Regions from separate parts of the Homo sapiens genome. Here region 2 is linked to region 1. Evidence: read pairs that join two places in POLR2A ChIA-PET (ENCODE). Cell type or tissue: PC-3. All regions are shown on one strand. Each heading gives the region's core, and the rest is flanking DNA. Links, peaks and the distances in the headings are about the cores only.

The links. Peaks named below come from ENCODE experiments on the same cell type or tissue, not always from the same donor. Only the 100,000 strongest peaks of a DNase experiment are listed, where the experiment ranks them.
Region 2: POLR2A ChIA-PET joins it to region 1 with 8 read pairs; 2 of 35 experiments call an interaction of 5 or more read pairs at or near these places.

Annotation. Positions count from the first base shown.
Region 1 is chr4:76,965,642-76,968,573 of GRCh38, reverse strand. All of the region lies in intron 1 of SEPTIN11 (septin 11), which reads right to left. Among named protein-coding and RNA genes, the nearest start is that of SEPTIN11, 17 kb to the right of the region's middle. In PC-3, for the core only: no CTCF peak of the experiment used is centred there; no DNase peak of the experiment used is centred there; H3K27ac peaks cover 440 bases.
Region 2 is chr4:76,909,587-76,912,518 of GRCh38, reverse strand. It overlaps LOC105377294 (a long non-coding RNA gene), which reads left to right. Exons shown (of 3, transcript XR_001741739.2): 2 at 2,360-2,541. Among named protein-coding and RNA genes, the nearest start is that of SOWAHB, 13 kb to the right of the region's middle. In PC-3, for the core only: no CTCF peak of the experiment used is centred there; no DNase peak of the experiment used is centred there.

The DNA.
Region 1 (2,932 bases), core at 259-2,758:
AAGACAGCCTAAATCAACCTTTTAGAAAGATGTTTTCTAAATAGTCTGCTTACAAAACATCTGCCTTTTTTGTTTTTCTGAGACTCTAATTGTCACTAATAGTTCGTAGAAGATGCATTTTTGTATAGGCAGGAAGACCGAAAAGAAGGGAGGATGCTGGGTTTCAGCTGTAGAGGGAAGGATTAACAGGAAATTTAAGCCTCAACTTAAGTCCTTAGGCCTCAATAAGGATTAATGGGAAATTTAAGCCTCAATTCCCCAGGCCTCAGTTTCCTCATCTTAAAGGAAGGTCCTTTATAAGGTGACCTTTGAAGGCCCTTCTGGCTCTAGCACTAATAATTTGTTGAAATTTGGTAACAAATTTTATTCTACCTATATCAACTTGCATTTTATATCGTCCCACTGCCGAATTCATAAATAATTTCATGGCCTATAGGAACAGCCATTAACTGTCATTGGAACTCAACCAAAAATAGAAAATCCAACCCCATTCACTATATATAGCATATGTTTTTGCGGAGCCACATTTGCTTGGCTACCACACACTCTAGAATTCCTCCCACTCCCTCAGCTGTGGGCCTGCTCACACCATACATCAACTTTTGGTTCTCCAAATTTGCTCTCTTATGGCCGGGCCTGTATTGGAGAAATCCTGTTACAGAAACAATTCAAAAATGTTGATGTTGTCCTCAACCAATCTATATGTTTTAATATCAGAGTTCAAGCACTTGCTTCACTTGTATTTTAAAAGCAGCCACATTTTCTGCACACACAAAAAGCTTAAATTGTTCAAATGTTAAATCATTCTAAAAGGCATACCAAAAAAAAAAAAACTATTAATGGTTCCTTTATTCAAATACAAGAAAAACAAATAAATTTATTTCCAATGGAAATCAGATTGCAAATTGGCAGACTCAACCAGCAAATGTGTTTATGTGACCCACACAGTATTTTTAAAACATTTAGTTGCCAACATTGTCAGATGTGGAAATTTCACATCAAATTCCAAATGTCCATCTCTTCTTTTGAAAAACTGAAGACTATGGCACCATCAGGCCCCCATTTCCTAGTCAGAGCCAAGAGGTGGCATGTGTTTTTCCAGCAGTTTAACTGAAGAATGTGGGTTGCCTTTTTGGTACTTTTTCTCCCTCAAATAAATAAGCTAAATAATGAAGCTCATTCATAGATGGCTTACACATTTGCCTCCCTTACTATCATCTTACCATGCCATCAATAATTCAACACGGAACCTAATTGAAGCTTAACCAAAACTGTGTATAAACCATTGGCCATTAACTAAAGAGAAAGTTAGATAAATTTCTATTTCTTATTAATGTTATAGCTACATCAGGTTAAGCACTTTTTCTTTTCTTTTTTGTGATGGAGTCTCACTCTGTCACCCAGGCTGCAGTAAAGGGGCATGATCTTGGCTCACTGAAACCTCTGCCTCCTGGACTCAAGCAATTCTCGTGCCTCAGCCTCCCAAGTAGCTGGGATTACAGGTGTGAGCCACCACACCTGGCTAATTTTTGTATTTTTAGTAGAGACACGGTTTTGCCATGTTGGCCAGGCTGGTCTCAAAATCCCGACCTCAAGTGATCTGCCCACCTCGGCCTCCCAAAGTGCTGGGATTACAGGCCAGGTTAAGCACTTTTCTAACTACAATAAAGCATAAGCATTAACTGAGATCTAGACTACTTAATATTTTTTGAGACAGGGGCTCCCTCTGTCTCCCAGGCTGGAGTACAGTGGCACAATCTCGGCTCACTGCAGCCTGAAACTCCCAGACTCAAGCGATCCTCCCACCTCAGCCACCGGAGTAGCTGGGACAACAGGTGAGCGCCACCACCTCCCAGCTAATTCTTGTATTTTTTCTGAGAAATGGGGTTTCACCATGTTGCCGGGGCTGGTCTCAACCTCCTGGGCTCAAGTGATCTATCTTCCTCGGCCTCCCAAAGTGCTGGGAATTACAGGTGTGAGCCACCATGCCTGGCTGATTACATAAATTTTTAATTTTTTTCAAGATGTATTATTGTTAGATTTAAATTTGGTCTATTAGAAAATCACTGGAAAATCTCCAAACTTTATACATTAAAAAAAAAAAAAGTCAGCTATACTCATCTTGTGGCTTCTTTGCTGAAAATAGTTGCTATATTTGCCTAATCAGGTCATAGTCATTTTACAAGCCTTAACAGTTTCCTGTCTCTATCCTGCATAAAAAGCACAGGATAACTAATTTGACCAAATATCTTCCTAAATCTTCTTCTTAGCCCTACTGTGGATTCAACTGTCTCTTGTCAAGTGGAGATAAAACTCATTTCATGAGAGAATTCTTTGCAAAACTAGCATAAATCTTGAGTTGTGGTAACATTAAAATGTAGGGCGCCATCCAACTACTTACTCTCTCCACTCACCATGGAATAAAGCAAACTGGACTAAACTGCAACACAGATGATGAGATGAAACACAGACTTTCCTTCTCTCCCAGGAACATAGTTAACAAAGCCTAAGGGAACACAAAGGGCAGACTCTGCTGGAGACAAAACCATGTAAAAGAAATGGCAGCCTCTTATAGCTGAAAGCTTGCAGTTGTCCATCAGAAAGTTGGTGAAAATTTCAATATAGCTCTTTTTCTAAAGCACATTATCTTTTTACATCAATAGACAGCTGAGCCAAGCCCTGAGAGCATTTCCGATGATACAAGATCCTTTTACCATCACAAAACCATTCCCTTTAAATCCTAAGATACCGTGTATAGGGTTCCAAATTTAGAATATACATATTCTGCACTCTGTCATGAGAGAAAATCACTATTGGCTCCTAAATTAAACTATAAAAGCATAGCAACAATTCTTGCTTTATGTTGTGAGGAAAACTGCACTTTTAAATATCATTGGTGCAAGCATTATTTCCTTCAATGTGTCTGTTCATA
Region 2 (2,932 bases), core at 316-2,815, 56 kb after region 1:
ATATAATGTGCAGAATAGGCAAATCCATAATAAAGGAAAGTAGATTACTGGTGGCTGGGGGTAGGGAGGAATGGTGAATGACTGCTGCAAGTTGAGTATCCCTACATAAAATGCTTGGATCAGAAGTGTTTCGGATTTCAAAATTTTTTTTGAATATTGAAATATTTGCATATACATAATGCAATATCTTGAGGATGGGACCCAAGTCTAAACATAAATTTCATTTATGTTTCTTAAACACATAGCCTGAGGTAATTTTATATAATATTTTAAATAATTTTGTGCATGCAACAATGTTTTGACTGTAACTTGTCACATGAGGTCAGATATGGAATTTTCCACTTGTGGTATGAGGTCTGTGCTCAAAAGCTTTGGATTTTGGAGGATTTTAGATTTCAGATATTTGGATAAGGAATGCTCAACTTCTAATGGGTGGAAGGTCTGGTTCTTTCCCAATAACCTGTAGCTATGTCTCTCCCAACCTGGCATTATTTAGTCTTAAAGAAGTCTTATCTTCTTACTTAAAATTAAATAAGATATATATATATATAGAGAGAGAGAGAGAGAGATTGATGGGCTGTTTCACTTTTTTTATATATATATTCATTATATTGAATATAATATTGAACATGAATATTATATGGCTATAAATATATAAAATATGAGTACATAGTATGTACATTTAATTTAATATAGTACATACATTTAATTTAATACATAATTAAATGTATGTATACATTTAAAATATCCCAACCTGGCATTATTTAGTCTTAAAGAAGTCTCATCTTCTTACTTAAAATTAAATAAGATATATATATAGAGAGAGAGAGAGAGAGAAAGAGAGAAAGAAAGAGAGATTGATGGGTTGTTTCACTTTTTTTATATATATTCATTATATTGAATATAATATTGAACATGAATATTATATGGCTATAAATATATAAAATATGAATATATAGTACATACATTTAATTTAATATATAATTAAATGTATGTATACATTTAAAATCTATAATTAAATGTATGTATACATTTAAAATATATAACATGTATATATGTGTTAATATATATTAAACATATGTGCAAGTCACAGTCAAATCTGTTGCATGCACAAAATTATGAAAAATATTATATAAAATTACTTTTGGGCTATGTGTATAGGAAACATAAATGAAATTTGTCTATATGTATATCAGCAATCATTGCTACATAATGATGATTCAGTCAGCAATAGACTGCATATACGATGGTGGTCCCATAAACTTATAATGGAGCAGAAAAATTTCTATCACACATATACTTATTGTTGTGCTACTATTTTCTGTCTTACTAGTCAGTGTAGTAACATGATATAAAGGCTTGCAGCCTAGGAGCAATAAGCTATACCACATAGCCTAGGTGTGTAGTAAGCTATACCATCTAGGTTTGTGTAAATATACTCTACGATGTTTTCACAAAAACAAAATCTCCTGACATATTTCTGAGAACATAACCCTGTTAAGGAACACATGACTGTATATGCTTAAGGAGGAGCTCATCATTAAAGAGGGATCATGTAAATTTCTATTATAAATGGCATTTTCCATAATTTAAAGTTTGCAGAGCAATTATTTTCAGATATGGCTAGGCAGTTATTGTTTTAAGTTTAACATTGCTGAAGGCACATACTAGGTGTATGTGCCAATCCCCTGGGCTTGCAGTATTGTTTGCTTGGGCTTGGAGTTCAGCATTATCTTTAATCTATGGTTTCTTTGTAAGAAATGATTTCAGTATATATTATAACTTTATTGCTATTTGTATGCTTGTTAAGTGGATTTACAGATTATATTATCTACTTTTAACTAAATTAATCTTCACCAAGGAGGCAAATGATTCATGAATAGGGAGAAAAACTAGGTTGTAGCTTGCTATGGTTTGAATGTTTGTATCCCCCCAAAATTCACATTCTGTAACCTAATCACCAATGGGATGGAATTAGGAGGTCATGGGGGCAGAGCCCTCATGAATGGAATTTATGCACTCGGAGAACCCAGAGAACTACCTTGCCCCTTCTATCATGTAAAGACATAGCTAGAAGACACCATCTATGAACCAGAAAATGGGTCCTCAGCAGTCACTGAATCTGCTGGCATTTTAATCTTGGACTTTCCAGTCTCCAGAGCTGTGAGAATTAAATTTCCATTGCTTTGAAGCTGCCCAGTTTATCATATTTTGTTATAGCAGCCCAGATGAATTAAGACATAGCTACATCTTGAAGATCTTGATCCTGTAAGCAATGAATAACCATTGCAAAATTGTTTTGGGGTTTGTTTGCTTGTTGTTTTATCAAGAGAGTAATATAATCTGATCTGGCTTTTAGGGTTACAAGATGGGCAGTACAATAGAGGATGGACTGGAGTTGGAAAAGACTAAAGCAGCAAGTTTGATAAGGAGGCTACAGCAATAGTCCAGGTGAAAGACGCAAGAGCCCAAAATGCAGCAGTGGCCAAGGGAATGGATCTGAGATAAAGTTCAGAAGATAGAGTTGGCAGGGCAGGTGAGGTAAGTGCTTGGGATAAATTCACATGGTCTGGTTGAACACCTGTGGGCTCTGTAATATAGGAAGAATGACTTTGGTAGAATGGAAAGATAATGAGGGCTAGTCTGGACATGCTGATTTAGGACCAAGAAAGACCCAGTAAGAAGCAAGAAATATGAGGCTAAAGTGTGGTAGAAAGGCCCAGGTAGAACTACATGTAATTAAAACAATATTTCATGTGATTTCTCCCAAGAAGAGGATATATTTGAAAGAGGGGTACCTTCTATCACTTCTTGGCTTTAAAACTCTGTTGGCCTCCTGTGATCTCAGAGATGGATTTCTCCAAATATCTTAATTTGATACTCAAAAGTGTCCCCAGTCTATTACCAAACTATCTCTTATTCAGTCATTTAT